Linked DNA regions of Homo sapiens: all the other regions are linked to region 4. Evidence: chromatin contacts called from ENCODE Hi-C or POLR2A ChIA-PET data. All regions are on one chromosome and are shown on one strand. The core of a region is the stretch at or near the end of the contact, and the rest is flanking DNA. Distances in the headings are between cores, read along the strand shown. Region 1 holds the start of TMEM208 (transmembrane protein 208). Region 2 holds the start of TRADD (TNFRSF1A associated via death domain). Region 3 holds the start of SLC12A4 (solute carrier family 12 member 4). Region 4 holds the start of CTCF (CCCTC-binding factor).

Region 1 (3,367 bases), core at 558-3,057, 340 kb before region 4:
CTTGCTAATACATTATGCACACTGTCACAAGGTTAATTTTTCCTATAAAACAGTTTTCAGTTTCAGCTCACCCCTGCTGTAAAACTTCAGGGTTCACAGTACTCTCAGGACAGTCTCCACTCCTGGATCAGCACTGCCAGGCCTCTGTGCCTGATTGGACTCGCTGGTCCCCAAACTTCCCCAGTCCAGTCTCCCCATTGCCCTACGCACACAGCATGTCTATTTCCTTTTGCCTATGCGGGCCTTTTCCCTGGGATCCCCTTCTTGAAGCTTAACTTCACCAACCCATTGTGATCTCTCCTTCCTTTCTCAGATGCCAAGCACGCAGGCACAGTGCTCAGCCAGTGCTTACTGGATTAAATTAAGGTTGGACAGTCCAGTCCTCTACCTCTATTTTCACCAAGAGTATGCTCAGGGAAGGGGTCGGGGAAATAAAGCAGTCATTACTGAGAGGACAATGACTGGCAGAATAGACTTCTGGGCCAGGAAGGGAGGCATAGGGAAGACAGTATTGATGGGGACTGGGACTGACCAAGTCCCAATCCCTCCAGGGAGGCACGGAAGCCTGTTTGAGCTGAGTTAAGACAGTGGCCATCCTGTCTTCTGGGGCTAAGCAGCCAGCCCAAGAGCAAAGGGAGAGGGGAACAAACCTGTCATCCCTTGGGGTGAGTCGGGAAGGGACACAATTCATTGACCTAAGAAGAGGGTGGCCTTTCTAGAGGGACAAGAGGAGGCAGTGATGAGGATGGAGTGACCATCCCATGAGTCCCATCTCAAGGGGGCTACTGGAGATAATGATTGGTCACTCATGGGGTCTATGGGGATGGAAATAGATAGCCCCTAAAGCTAAGGGGGAAAGGGATAGCACTGCAAGCTCAATAGGGGTGGGAACAGGCCTATTTTTGCTAAGGACAGGAGCATCATTCCAGGACCGATGGGAAAGGGTGGCCTGTTTCCCATGGGCAGAGAGAGGGGGCTGCCAACCCTCAGGACAAAAGAGATGGAGAAGCCATTCCAACAGGCCACTGAAGACAAAACCTGTTATCTCCCTGGCAGATGGGGCAGAGTGGTCTTGCCCCTGGCTAAGGGGAAGGAGCAAACATCCCACGGAGTGAAAGAGGTAAGGGCGGCCATCACTAGGGGCCTAGGAATGGGGAACAGGCCTATCCTTGTTAAAGGAACTCAGAGATCATTGCAGTTGATGGGGAGGGAGCAGTCTGTTTCCCACTGCCAGGGAGAAGGGGCGGCCGTCTCTGTAGGAAATGGAGAGATCATCCCAAGGGACCAATGGGGATAAGATCAGTTACCCTTCGGGACGATGAGATGGAGCGGACATCTTCCAGAACTGAGCGGGGAGGAGACAGCCACTTCAAGGGAAGGGGATGGGCAGAGGGCCTGTTCTCGCGGAGATGACAGGGCAGCTATCTTCTGGGGCCGATAGGGAAGGGGAGGACGGTCCCCCAAGCTAAAGGGACAGAGTGGCCCAAAGGAGGAACCGTTACCCAGAGCTAGAAGGTCCCGGGATCGGGAGGGCGGGTCGTTTCCGCCAGGCTGGAGGGGCCGGGCTAGCTATCTGACAGCCCCTCCCCAAAGCTCAGGACCGCGAGGGCGGGGCCTGTCCAGAGCTAGGCCTGAGGGCGGCTTCCTCTCACCTCCAGGGGCAGCGACTCCGCCATCGCATCCCTGCCGCCTCCGCCCCCACTGCGCAAGGCTTTCTGGGAAATGTAGTCTCGCCTCTTTGGGGCGGGGCTTGGGAAGGAAGTGAGACCTATTTCCGTCGCAAAAGCTGACGACTTCGGTCTGCGCCGGAAGTGCATGAGCTGCCGATGTGGTGCTTAGTGATTGCGGTTTCGGTCGCTCTCCCGTGTTTCCCGGGCTGGGTATTTGCCTCGCACCATGGCGGTAAGGAGGATGGATAGGGCGGGGTCCGCACCAGCAAAGCTCTCCAGGGGCTGTGAGAGTGAAAACTGAGAAAGAACATTAAGGGATATGGGGTGGGCCAGAGCGGGGCGCCATCCCTGGCCAGACCGTGCTAGAGCTGGGCTGGGGGGATGGCGGCGCAGGACCATACCAGGACTAGTGCCAGAGCGGGGTGGGCATCAGTACCAGGGCAGGCCAGAGATCTAAGTGACCTGAGGTGGGGGTTAACCCAGATCGGGACTACGCCAGCGGAGGCCTGAGAGAGGCACCATTCAACTCCGCTCAGGAGTACCCTTGGAAGAGTCGTTAGCCTAAAGCCAGACTACCACGGGATCCAGAGGCGGTATTAGCTTAGGATTGAATTGTTCCAGGGCGAGCAAGAGGCGATTGATCCTAGCTGCGGGTGCTGGAGAGATGGCGTCAGCCCTAGGCAGAATGGACTGGAGGATGGGTGGACATCCCAGGGATTTTGCTAGGTTTCTGCACTACGGGGACCTGGCTGAGTTGCGGATGGAGCTCTATAGCTCACCAGGCTGGTGGGGAGAATGAGGAGGACCGTGGCCTCCTGACGGCATCTCATCATTCCTCTGCAGCCCAAGGGCAAAGTGGGCACGAGAGGGAAGAAGCAGATATTTGAAGAGAACAGAGAGACTCTGAAGTTCTACCTGCGGATCATACTGGGGGCCAATGTAAGTGCCTACCTCCTTGCTTCTATGCCCACTTATAGTCAGTTCCCTAGTCCTCAGCCCTGCTTGGTGACGAGGAGTGGTACCCGAAAAAGCTCTAGAAGAGAGCTCCAGTCAAAAAGAAATGAGAGATCTGGGCACAGAGAAAGTGCTAACTAGTAAAACACAAAGAAAATGAAGGCGTGAGTCGTAGCTGAATTTGAGAGCTCTTCCTACCTCCAAGTACACAAAGGCTTCTTTCCTGGGCTGAGTTGGGTGTCAGAGGAGAGTGGGTATTTGGGATTCAGGGAGCAGGGCCCTTTCTTCAACCCTGTAAGAACAACCTTGCTCCTCCCACAGCCTGGCCTAATTCTTGGTCAGAGTTGAGGGAGACCCATGGTTTGGAGGTAACTTCTGACCCCAACCTGATCCTGTGATTGCTTGCAGGCCATTTACTGCCTTGTGACGTTGGTCTTCTTTTACTCATCTGCCTCATTTTGGGCCTGGGTAAGTATCTCCATCCTGGGAGGTGGATGAGTGCGTAGGGTCAGTGGCTGGCCTTTGATACCCTCATTCTTGCTCTGCAGTTGGCCCTGGGCTTTAGTCTGGCAGTGTATGGGGCCAGCTACCACTCTATGAGCTCGATGGCACGAGCAGCGTTCTCTGAGGATGGGGCCCTGATGGATGGTGGCATGGACCTCAACATGGAGCAGGGCATGGCAGAGTGAGTGTCCCCCACCGCCAGCCCAGGTGAGCGGCCCCAGGGCTGGGGCCCAGATAGC
Region 2 (3,704 bases), core at 473-2,972, 400 kb before region 4:
ACAGGGTCTTGCTCTGTCACCCAGGCTGGAGTGCAGTGGCACTATCGCAGCTCACTGCAGCCTTGACCTTCCCAGCTCAAGCAACCCTCTCACCTCAACCTTTCAAGTAGCTGGGACTTTAGGCACACGCCGCCATGCCTGGCTAGTTTTTGTATTTTTAGTAGAGATGGAGTTTCACCATGTTGCCCAGGCTGGTCTCAAACTCCTGGGCTCAAGCGATCTGCCCACCTCAGCTTCCCAAAGTGCTGGGTTACAGGTGTGAGGCACCACACCCAGCCTTCTAATCTTTTCATAGAAAACATTAATACTTGTGTACTTACGCCAAACCACAGTCTGGATAGTAACAGGAAGTTTGCATTTTGTTTATCTCTGGGCAGGATGAAGGAAGGTAGGTGGGGGTGGGGAAGGATTGTGGGTGATTTTTATTTTCTTTGTATTTAGCAATATTTTCTGCTTTATGTGAAGTAGACATATTTTCTTTGTATTAAAAGAGCAAAATAAATTTGTTTTCTTTAAAAGCAAAACAAGAAAAAACAGGAAACTCTGCAGGTGACAAGTGGGTCCATAATAGGGAGCCAGCCACGGAGGTGAGATAAGGGGGGAGTCCTTCGAAAGTGGCCTGGGGAGTAGGAGAGAGTGGGAACTTCCCCTGGAAACATTCCCTCTTTCATGTCTTTCTGGCCCCTTGACTTGAGAGTGCTTGACTTGGTTATGGTCCCACCCCAAGGGGTGGAAGTGGGGACCGAACAGGACCATTGTCTGCCCATCAGGTCTGTGGGGGTCGAGGGGGAGGTGGGGAGTACTGGGAACCTGGAGACTGGGGATGCTTTCTCACACTCACTAGTACTAGAAGATGGGGAAGGTGAACCAGGCTGGAGGTCGAGTTAACAGGGTAAAGAGGCCAGGGCCCTAGTTTCGCATCCGCCGACTGGCAGCTCTTCTTACGTGTTCTTTCACGGAAGCCCCTCCTTGGGAAGCCCCGCGCCCCACCCACCAGGAGTCGTCCCTTTTTGGGCGGGGCTGAGGCTTCCAGGCTGGGTCCTGAGAAAGTTTGGTGGCCGGAGACTGTGGGGCGCTTAGGTACCGACCTAACAACTTCTGCGCCTGTTTCCAGGGACGAGCCACGCACGGTGCCCCCTGAACACCTAACAGTCCCGGGGGCAGCCCCACCTCTGGCTGGGTGGACAGAGACAGCCTGTGGGCGTGGCCCAGAACTGAAAGCCTGTGACTCCTTGCGACCCGCCGGGCACACCCCCTACTCAGCTACGCAGCTCCCGAGCGCTTGAGGGGAGCTTCCCAGGCTCCCACTAGCCCACCCTCAAGCTGGGGTTTCGCACGTGCGATCGGCTGGGGTGGGCAAGGGGGTCTCCGCTCAAGGAAAGTATTCAGAACCAGCCCCTTCTCCCCCACCCTCTCTCCTGCAGGGCCCTACTGCACCTCGAAAGTGCTGGCAGGGACGAGGAGCCTGCGGGGGCCAAATTCCGTACCGTCCCCCGCCTCCCACGGTGTTCGAACAGCTCAGTAGACCGCCGCCACCAGCTGGCTGGAGCAGCCGCCGGTGACATCTGCGCCGCGCCCACGCTTCGGAGCCAAGATCCACCTCCTCTCCCGCCCGCACCGGGGAGCCCACCCACCCACCTGCTGCACTAACCTGGCCGCCTCGGCGGGGCCTGGGTTCCCACGCCCGCCAGGCTCCGCTCTACTCCGCCGCTTCCGGGTGTGCGCGGAGGCGCTGGGGCGGTGCCCTAGCCCGAGCCGCCCCGTCCGCCCGCGCGTCCCGCCCCGCGGGCTCCCGGTGGCTGCTTCCCGTCCGCTGTCCTCTGCTGCCAGTCCCCTGCCCCGGGCAAAGCCCATCTGGTCCGCCGAGCAGGTAAGACACCAGCGCCCAAGGTTAGACGGCAGGAAGACCCGACTTTGGGGGTTTGCGATTCTTACGAGGCGGGGGGCTCGTAAGAGCTACAGCTGCCAGACTTCGGTAAATCAAGGGGGCGCCCCCTGGAGACCAGAATTTTCTGGTACCCCTGGGGATCCGGCTTCAAGATCGCTGCTACCAGTGGGCACTCAAAACGGGGTGCCCATGGGTCCCAGGTACAAGCCCGGCCGAACGTATCTGAAGCCCCAGGAAACACGTGGCACAAATTCCGGGAGAAACTGTTAGCCCGGAAGATATGGGAACATTAACTGGCGAGTAGTGTGAAGCCTTGTGTACACAAACCTTTAAGAACCTTAAAACAAGATTGGCGGCCGGGCGCGGTGGCTCACGCCTGTAATCCCAGCACTTTGGAAGGCCGAGGCAGGTGGATCACCTGAGGTCAGGAGTTTGAGACCAGCCTGGCCAATATGGTGAAACCCCGTCTCTACTAAAAATACAAAAATTAGCCCGGCGAGGTGGCGCGCGCCTGGAGTCCCAGCTACTCGGGAGGCTGAGGCAGAAGAATCGCTTGAACCCGCGAGGCGGAGTTTGCAGTGAGCCGAGATCTCGCCACTGCACTCCAGCCTGGGCGACACAGCTAGATTCCGTCTCAAAACAAAACAAAACAAAAACAAACAGGATTGGCAACTTCAAAGAGGACGCACACTTTCCAGTAACCCATCCCCCTCTAAAGGCTGCGCTCCAGGGTGGGTCTGCGGAGTTCCAGCCGAACCCAAATTGCTCAGCGGGAGCCAGGGCTGCTCAGGGGTCGGAACTTAAATCTTGAGCCCCTCAGGCCCCAGAACCGTCAGGTCCCAGAGACCCAAGTTTTTTTTCATCCAGTGGGGCTGTCTTAGGAAGCACCCGGGACATCTCCCCGGCGAGGCGGAGGCGGGGAAGGAGCCTCCCCTCCAGGGGTGGATCCAGCTTTGCCCCGCCCACGCCTCGCTTCCTGATTGGCTCATGGTCCCTGACAAAGAAAAGCCTACATTAACGCTCCCGCCTTATTAACCCTGTAGTCACTTTCTACTAACCGGCGGGGTTAAGATGGGGTTTCTCAGGCCGGGCGCGGTGGCTCATGCCCGTAATCCCAGCACTTTGGGAGGCCCAGGCGGGCCGATCGCTTGAGCCTAGGAGTTCGAGGTCAGTCTGGGCAACAAAGCGAGACCTCGTCTCTGCAACAAAATTACAAAAATTAGCCAGGCGTGGTGGCGTGCCCCTGTAGTCCCAGCTACTCGGGAGGCTGAGGTGGGAGGATTGCTTGAGCCCGGGAGACTGAGGGTGCAGTGAGTTGTGATTGCGCCACTGCACTCCAGCCTGGGTAAAGAGCGAGACCCTGTCTCAAAAAAAAAGAAAAAAAAAAAAAAAAGTGGGAGGGGAGTTCTCAACGTGGAACCTGTGGAGTCACAGGGGCTTGTTGAAATGCAGATTCCTGGGCCTTACCCTTTCCGGAGAGCCTGATTTAGTAGGTGAGGCGGTGAAATCTGCTTTGTGAACAAGTTTCGGGGTTATCTGATGCCCCACGCTGTCTGAGAGGCCCTCAGTTCCTCAGGCCACAAGCATTTGTACACCTAAGCTCGGTCTTCCTGCAACACTTTGCGCCTTCCCGACCTCAGAGACGTCCGTCTCTCTCCAGGCCGGAGCTATTGGGAGTGGCGGATCCTCCCACCCCAGCCGGATCTGGGCCATGGCCGAGCCTGGAGAGGGACTGCCAGAGGAGGTGCTGGCACTCATCTTCCGCCACCTGTCCCTGAGAGACCGTGCTGCCGCCGCCAGGGTCTGCAGGGCCTGG
Region 3 (3,745 bases), core at 398-2,897, 410 kb after region 4:
GGGGATGCAGCCCAGTCTACCCTCTGGGGAGAGAGGTCCTCCCAGGGTTAGGGAAGCAGGAATGCTGGCTTTTGCTTTGACCACTTGAATCAAGCTAGGGGCAGACAAGGGCATGGAGGCTGGGGCACTCACACAGCTGTCAAGCCTGTAAAACCTCTGCAATGTCCAGCAGCCCATGCCACTGTCCTGTGCTACCTCTGCACATGGCAGTCAAGTGATACACACACATAGCCATCATTCACATTGGGCATGGATCATCTCAGTCGTGTCACCATCACAGATGGATCAGAGGTCCAGACAACGTCACCTGACACGTGTCAACCACACACTTCCTACATATCTCCATCATGATCGGTCACAGATATCACAGGCATTTATCATCAGTCAAATCACCATCCTCATCACTGTCAACCCTGCAGGAAACAGGGGCTGTGAGAATGCCCTGACCTGAACCAGCCTTCACCCTGTGATACCCACAGCTACACACTTGTACAAGCACAATTACACATGCATATGCCACTACGTACACAGACACATGTCCTCAGCCGTGTTCGTGCTCCGAGGGTGGGCCTTAACAAGAACAGCCCTCTGGGGGGCCTCCTGGGGTAGGAGATAGAGAAAGGGCTGTGGAGAGACGCGGGCACCTGGGAGGAAGGAGGAGGGAGATGGGGCTTACCTCTCGGCCCTGGCACCTAAGTTAAAGAGTTAAGGTGCTGGAATCTCAAACCCAGGCTTGACTGCCCCTGGGCAAGTTATATAACCGCCACCCCTCCCTTCACTGCTTCCTAATGAGAGTAACAGTACTTATCCCAAGGGTGATGCTGGAGGATTAAACGAGTTAACTCACTTCAAGTGCCTAGACACGTCCGGCTCCATGTGAGTGCTTCACTGAGGCCCACTGTCCCTACAGATCTACACCGGCGCACTCACGGGCAGTTACCCATAGACCCCCCAGTAGGCACACTCTGGCCAGAGTGCAGGTAGGCGCAGAGAGGCACACGGAGGGGTTTGGGCAGTTGGGGAGCGGATCGTCTCAAAGGCAAAGACGCTGAATCTCAAATGAGGAACCGAGGCGAGAAAAGGATGTGGGATTCACCGAAGTTGAAGGGCCGGGAAGGGCCTGAGATGGGGTCTCGGCCCTGTCCCCAAGCCGGGCGGCCCGGCCGGCTGGCCTCCCTGGGCGGCCACGTCTGCAGCCCCCGCCCGGGGCCCACAGGGGAGGAGCTGGGGTGGAGAAAGCGGCCGGGCGCGGGCGCCGGGGGCCGAGGAAAATCGTGTCTGCGCGCGCAGGGCGGGGAGCCAGTGGCAGCGGCGCGGTCCAAAAAAAGTTGAGTCCGCACCGACGTGTGCGCGCAAGGTCCCGGGATAGGTGCGGGCGCGGGCCCGGGATGGCGGCCCCGGGTGGCAGGCCCCGCTGCCCCGCCACGGCCCCTCAGAACGCGCCCTCACCGTCCGAGTCATCCAGCTCGGCGCGCTCCCCGTAGTCCACCCAACTGAGCCCCTCGAGGTTGTCATAGTCGCCGCGCCTCGGCCCGTCCACTGGCACCACGGTGAAGTGAGGCATCGTGCGGGCTCGGCCCCGCCGCACCCGCCGTCCCAGCCGCCCGCCGCTGTCCCCGCCGCTGTCCCCGCCGCCCCGGGCCGACACGCCCCGCCCGCTCGCATTCCTCCCCGCTGCGCTCACTTCCTCCGCCCGCCCCCCGGGCCGCCCCTCGGGGGCGGAGAGCGGGAGGGGCTCGGCCGGCTCCTCCCAGAGCGGGGGCCCTGGTGGCGGGAAGACCCCTGGGCGGGAGCACTCCTAGTGGCTCCACGGCCTGGGGGCGGGCCCGATTCCTGTGTGACCTCGGGTGAGAGGCCGCCCTCTCTGAGCCCCAGATGCAACATTTGTAAAATGGGGGAAACACACTTCCACCTCGGGGTTGTTTTAGGGCTCCGTGAGATGGGTCGCGGAGTGTCCTGGCTCTGCGCCCTGGGCTTACGAAGCGCTCTGTTACTTAGGGACGGGGCAGGGTAGGCCGGACCGGCCCAGGACTGCAGAAGCCACCTGCCCAGGGCCTCCCACCAACCCCGTATACCTCCTTCCCATTTCCAGCGTCTGCATCCCATTTCTCCGCGACCCTGGGAACCAGACCCCCGCGAAGGTCCCGTCCCAGCCCTGGGCCCTCTAGCTGCAGCCTCTCCTGTTGGAGGCAGCTGGGGATTCTCGGTCCCTCCCCAGGGGCTGCTGCGTCCTCCGCAGGAAGAACACGCACACCCACCCTTCCCCGCCCCGCTTGCCTCGCTTGCCTTTTTGGGACAGTGCACTGGGTGCTGTAGCCAAGTCCCTTCATTTTAACTTTCTCTATCTCGCCTCCTGGGTGTTCCTCTATCCAAGCCGTTTACTTATTTGCTTTTAACGTTTCTTTCACTTTCTTCTCCACTGCTTCAGATTACTTATCTAGCTGGCTTTACTATTTTTTTCTCTATCAGAAAACCCCAGAGCCCATCTTACTTGTCTATCTCCACTCTTCTCCCTCGCGTGGCTCGGGTGGCGTCCTCTGACTACGCCTACTGCCAGCCTCCAGCCCTTGGGGTGGGGGGTACGGAATCAGAGCCGCTGGGCCCCGCAAGACGACCCCCGAGCTTACCACCCTCTGACCCCTCCCCCAGGGCCCCCGCAGCGGGCCCGCCGACCTGACCCCCCCGCCCCTCACGCCACCTTCGGCCGCCCACAGTAGCGGCCTTCCTACTGGACTCCCTGCCCTCGCCCCTGCTCACGTAGAGCCGCCTCTTCTGAAGGAAAATCCTACTAGCTCCGGGCCCATAAGGCCCTGCCCAATGCGGCCGGACCCCGACCTCTGCAGGCGCATCCCTCGCCACCCACCTCGCAGCCTCAGCCCTTCAAATCTCTCTCTCTCACCTGAGACCTATAGTTTCTGGGCATCACCCACTGTTCACTCTGGGGGACATCTACCTAGCCTCTGTCCCTACCCTCACTTATCAAATTCCTGATCCAGGCCTGGCGCGGTGGCTCACGCCGGTAATCCCAACACTTTGGGAGGCTGAGGCGGGAGGATCACCTGAGGTCAGGAGTTTGAGACCAGCGTGGTCAAATAGTGAAACCCCGTCTCTACTAAAAATACAAAAAAATTAGCTGGGCGTGGTGGCGGGTGCTTGTAATCCCAGCTAGTTGGGAGGCTGAGGCAGGAGAATCACTTGAACCCGGGAGGCAGAGGTTTCAGTGAACCGAGATGGCGCCATTGCACTCCAGCAAGAGCGAAACACTGTCTCAAACAGACAAAAAACCTCCAAGGCCGGCCTGGTGGCTCAAGCCTGTAATCCCAGAACTTTGGGAGGCCAAGGCGGGTGGATCGCCTGAGGCTGGGAGTTCGAGACCAGCCTGGCCAGCATGGTGAAACCCCGTCTCTAATAAAAATACAAAAATTAGCTGGGTGTGGTGGCAGGTGCCTGTAATCCCAGCTACTCGGGAGGCTGAGGCAGGAGAATCACTTGAACCACGGAGGCAGAGGTTGCAGTGAGCCGAGATAGTGCCATTGCACTCCAGCCTGGGCAACAGAGCAAGACTCTATCTCAAAAACAAACAAACAAACAAAAAACCTCCTGATCCAGGAGGTCTTGGTGGGGAGCACCACCTCCCCTCAGATTTCTCAGACACATGCCCTGCCACCCCACCCCACCCCTCATCTGGACTGGGCTGCCCTGAGCCTTTCCCTTCATAGTTCCCATTGCAGGCAGAAATGGATTG
Region 4 (3,505 bases), core at 780-3,279:
ACCCATCTTTCTTCCCCACCATATCCCTCCCAATGGCACATAAACATGCTCTGGGAACCCTACCATCTTTTATTTTATTTATTATTATTTTTTGAGATGGAGTCCCGCTTTGTTGCCCAGGCTGGAGTGCTGTGGCCCAATCTTGGCTCTCTGCAACCTCTGCCTCCCGGGTTCAAGCAATTCTCCTGCCTCAGCCTCCCCAGTAGCTTGGATTACAGGCGCGCGATACCATGCCCAACTAATTTTTGTATTTTTAGTAGAGACCGGGTTTCACCATATTGGCCAGGCTGGTCTCGAACTCCTGACCTCAGGTGATCCACCTGCCTTGGCCTCCCAAAGTGCTAGGATAACAGGCGTGAGCCACTGCGCCCGGCCCCTACTATCTTTTAAAAGATTTCTTTCTATATCTATCCCCAAACTTATCTGGTCCCTTCACAGCAAAACCTCTCTCAAATTGCATACATGTGCTGTCTCCATTTCCTCACTTTCCTGGTGACTGTTTAACCCATTCCGGTCAGGTCCACCTCCCTGATATACTCACGTGAATCAAGCCAAGGCCATCAGTGACATTCTCCAGTGACTTGCAAGGTGACCCAATCCAATAGCCACATCTCTGGCCCAAGTTTATCACACCGCTCAGCTGATGCCTCCTACCTGAAACCTTCTCTGCCCAGGGATTCCACAACTCAGCGCTAGCTTTCATGACTTCCTAGATGCTGCCTTTCAGACTCCTTCTCCATTACCCTCCCAATATTGGAGTGCCCCAGGATTTGGCCATGGAATTTCTCTTCACTCTTTCCTCCAAGCCAAGCCAGGGGTCGTAAACTGACAGCTCATCTGTGTGGTTTAATCAGCTCATGAAGTTTAAAAACATCTGATTCAGTTGCTAACATCTAAAAACTCTGGAGATTTGACATCTTAAAAATACAGATTTTTTTATTCCTTTAGGGGAAAAAAAAAGAGTATGTTATTGGGCCAGCATTCTCACAACGGAACGGTCAGATGGATGGAGAAGAAGCTGCTCCCTAGATATTGGGTCCATTTGATATCTAAGGGAAGAGTCATATTCCCTGTAAGTACCAAAAGGCTCTCATCCCAGAGCCACCAGCACCTTGCAGTCAGTTCTTGGTCAACTTGACTGCAGGTTGGGAAGGGTCCGCAGGCGCCTCCTGGGGAGGGGTGGGACTGAAGGTCTCCGCCCACAGAGAACAGCTCTCCCGCAAAGACAAGAAATGCACGTTTCCACAGAATTACACAGCGCTAAATACAGAAACTCCTTTCAGTAAAAAGCGATTGCTATGAACGTGTTAAAGCATCAAGTCTGGTTTTCCGCCACCTCTCCGGGCTGAGGTGGCCTGGGGACACCAAGAGGAGGCCCTCCCACTCTCCTCTCGCACCCGCTTTTAGGTGGCCCTCTTCTAGGGCGGAGAGATCACCAAAAGCCGCTGAGCAAGGACAGCCCTTCCAGTCGTCGCTCGCGGGCACGGAGCTGGGAGCGCGCGGGAACCGACCGGGCCTTACTCTGGGGCGGGCAGCTGTAAGACATTCGGAGGGCGGGTCGGGCCTGGCTGGGGCGGAGACTGGGCGGGGCCGGGCCCGGGAGCCTCCTCAGCCCCACTGGCTTGCCCCGCGCGCGCTTCCTCCAGCCACCCCCACTTCCCCAACCCTGTACGGGTTCAGGGGGCCGGAGACAGCAGCTAGGGAATAAGGTCAAGCGGACTGGATCCGGCACCGCCCAGGGGCGGCGGCCTCCGCCCAGGAAGCCCCACCCAGCGGGAGCCAGGACGCCGCGGCGCCGGCAGAGCCCACGAGCGACCCGGCGAGGGCGCGTGCGGCGTGACGACGCGACTCGCGGCGCGTCCCGTGACGCCATCGCGCCCGCTTTTGAAAGTTGGCGCCCGGGGCCGCCTCCCATGCTGCCCTGCGCCAACCCCTCCCCTCACCTTTCCTCCCCCGCCCTCTACTCGCCGCCCGGCCGGTCCCCCCACCCGTCCCTTCCCTTATCAGCACCCGCGGCCCCGGCAGCGCCGACGCAGGCGCACTGCACCGCGCCGCCGCCATTTTGTGTCTGAGCCTGTGGAGCGATTAAACCGTGCGCGGAGCTGCTTCTTTGGCGGCAGCGGCGGCGGCGGTGGCCGGTGCGGACGCGCGGAGCTCGCCGGAGACGCCGGGTGGCCGGAGCCGTGGAGCGGCGGCGGAGCGGGCGCCGCGGGGGGTGTGGCGCGGAGGTAAGGGGGCCCGGGGTGGAGGAGGTTTCGCGGGCCGCCTCTAGGTGTCACGATGGGGCCGCTCCGGTCGGCGCTGGCTGCAGCCCGGCGCCAGCGCCGCCGCCGGGGGGTGTTTGTCTCCCTCTACCGTCCCTGCTGCGGCGCGGCCGCCGCCATTGCCCGTCGCCGCCGTGGCCCGGCCGCCCCCCCCACCCCCACGCCCGCCCGCCCGCCCGCCCGCTAGGCCTCCCTCCTGGCAGCGCGCTAGGCCTCGGGCGGCGGCAGAGGCAGAGGCCCGCGCGCCCGGCGACTCCATTTTCCTTCCTTTGTCTGCCCTCGAGGCCGGTTCTTGGCCGGCCGATCGCCCGGCCGCGGCCCGCCCTCTGTCCTGTGTCCTCCGCCCCTCCCGCGGCGGGTGGCCCCAGCTGAGACACTATCTCCGCGTCCCGGCTTCGGCGCCCGCCTAGCTTAAGGGTTCGGACCGACTGCCGCCGCGCGCTAAGCCAGGTCCCGGTGCCGTATGGGTGTCGGGCCCTGGCCGTCGCGTCTCGGGCTGCCCCTCCTCCAGCCAGCCCCGTCCCCGGAACCTACCCTGCCGGCCTGCGTGCCTTCCCAGCTGCTTGGCTGCTCGGCGGTCGCTCCCAGTCCGCGCGTCGCCGCCGCTGGTCTCCGTCTCCGCCGAGTGGCGCAGGCGGCGCTGCAGCGGCTGCGAGCAGAGGGACCCCAGAGCTGCCGAGAGCTCCCTCTGCAAGGCTGGCTGAGCTGCTCGCACCTCTACGCTGCCTGAGCGGGCGGGGGGACGCGCGCTCGCCGCCCCCGCTGCGCCCCCAAACTCGCGCCCGGGTTCCTGGCCGGACCCGACCGGTGCGGCCCCCCCACGGTGGGCGGAAAAGATGCGAGTTCCGCACCAAGTAGTTTTTATCCAGCCGGGTTCGGACTCCCCAGCCGAGTGATAGCAGCCTGACTTTGTGCGCTCAGAGATCTCAAAGGGACTGAAACTTAAATTTCATTCTGATCTCAAGTGACGTGACAAATTTCTGAATTTGGGAGTATGGGCTAAGTCCCTTGAGTTTCCCTCCCGCTTTAAAATGTCCTCACACTAACTTAGTACCTGATGCTCTAGGGCTAGGTGAAGGCGGTTCTGCCCCAGGATTGTGCAACTCGATCTAGAGCGCCAGTAGGGCAGAATGAGTTTATTCTTGACTCGACTGGTAATTTGCCCATGCGATGAAATATGAGGGTTGATGTTGTAATTGAATCCTGGGTCACTTGCTGCAGATGGTTTATAAATATCTACG

The links. Hi-C counts contacts between places; a loop is a spot of excess contacts on that map. ChIA-PET counts read pairs that join two places held with the same protein, here RNA polymerase II (POLR2A). Pooled maps may share reads with other maps.
Region 1: a loop to region 4 is called in a map of CD4-positive, alpha-beta memory T cell, with 32 times the contacts of the local background. The contact joins the promoter of TMEM208 here to the promoter of CTCF in region 4. A Hi-C loop is called at or near these places in 2 of 168 maps with a recorded cell type or tissue (CD4-positive, alpha-beta memory T cell and naive thymus-derived CD4-positive, alpha-beta T cell), 1 of 37 single-sample maps with no recorded cell type and 13 of 50 pooled maps. POLR2A ChIA-PET finds 5 or more read pairs at or near these places in 3 of 52 experiments (MCF 10A, activated T-cell and naive thymus-derived CD4-positive, alpha-beta T cell).
Region 2: a map with no recorded cell type shows a loop between it and region 4 (16-fold over the local background). The contact joins the promoter of TRADD here to the promoter of CTCF in region 4. A Hi-C loop is called at or near these places in 5 of 37 single-sample maps with no recorded cell type and 7 of 50 pooled maps. POLR2A ChIA-PET finds 5 or more read pairs at or near these places in 3 of 52 experiments (MCF 10A, WTC11 and activated CD4-positive, alpha-beta memory T cell).
Region 3: a loop to region 4 is called in a pooled map, with 14 times the contacts of the local background. The contact joins the promoter of SLC12A4 here to the promoter of CTCF in region 4. A Hi-C loop is called at or near these places in 10 of 50 pooled maps. POLR2A ChIA-PET finds 5 or more read pairs at or near these places in 4 of 52 experiments (Caco-2, H1, HepG2 and 1 more).

What each region holds. Positions count from the first base shown.
Region 1 is chr16:67,225,323-67,228,689 of GRCh38, forward strand. It overlaps TMEM208 (transmembrane protein 208), which reads left to right and starts at 1,808. Exons shown (of 6, transcript NM_014187.4): 1 at 1,808-1,902; 2 at 2,514-2,609; 3 at 3,033-3,092; 4 at 3,173-3,309. The coding sequence starts at 1,897. It also overlaps the pseudogene FBXL9P. RefSeq lists an enhancer at 1,611-1,960.
Region 2 is chr16:67,158,187-67,161,890 of GRCh38, forward strand. TRADD (TNFRSF1A associated via death domain) reads right to left here and starts at 1,723. Exons shown (of 5, transcript NM_003789.4): 1 at 1,652-1,723. It overlaps FBXL8 (F-box and leucine rich repeat protein 8), which reads left to right and starts at 1,771. Exons shown (of 3, transcript NM_018378.3): 1 at 1,771-1,870; 2 at 3,549-3,704. The coding sequence starts at 3,600. RefSeq lists enhancers at 892-1,151, 3,699-3,704 and silencers at 1,752-1,891, 2,912-3,001.
Region 3 is chr16:67,966,990-67,970,734 of GRCh38, forward strand. It overlaps SLC12A4 (solute carrier family 12 member 4), which reads right to left and starts at 1,648. Exons shown (of 24, transcript NM_005072.5): 1 at 1,450-1,648. The coding sequence starts at 1,564. RefSeq lists silencers at 541-600, 1,111-1,440, 1,571-1,900.
Region 4 is chr16:67,560,497-67,564,001 of GRCh38, forward strand. CTCF (CCCTC-binding factor) reads left to right here and starts at 2,030. Exons shown (of 12, transcript NM_006565.4): 1 at 2,030-2,228. CTCF-DT (CTCF divergent transcript) reads right to left here and starts at 1,813. Exons shown (of 1, transcript NR_158165.1): 1 at 915-1,813. It overlaps LOC124903703 (a long non-coding RNA gene), which reads right to left and starts at 2,954. Exons shown (of 2, transcript XR_007065094.1): 1 at 2,799-2,954. RefSeq lists enhancers at 1,122-1,171, 1,192-1,241, 2,386-3,248 and silencers at 1,472-2,481, 3,002-3,101.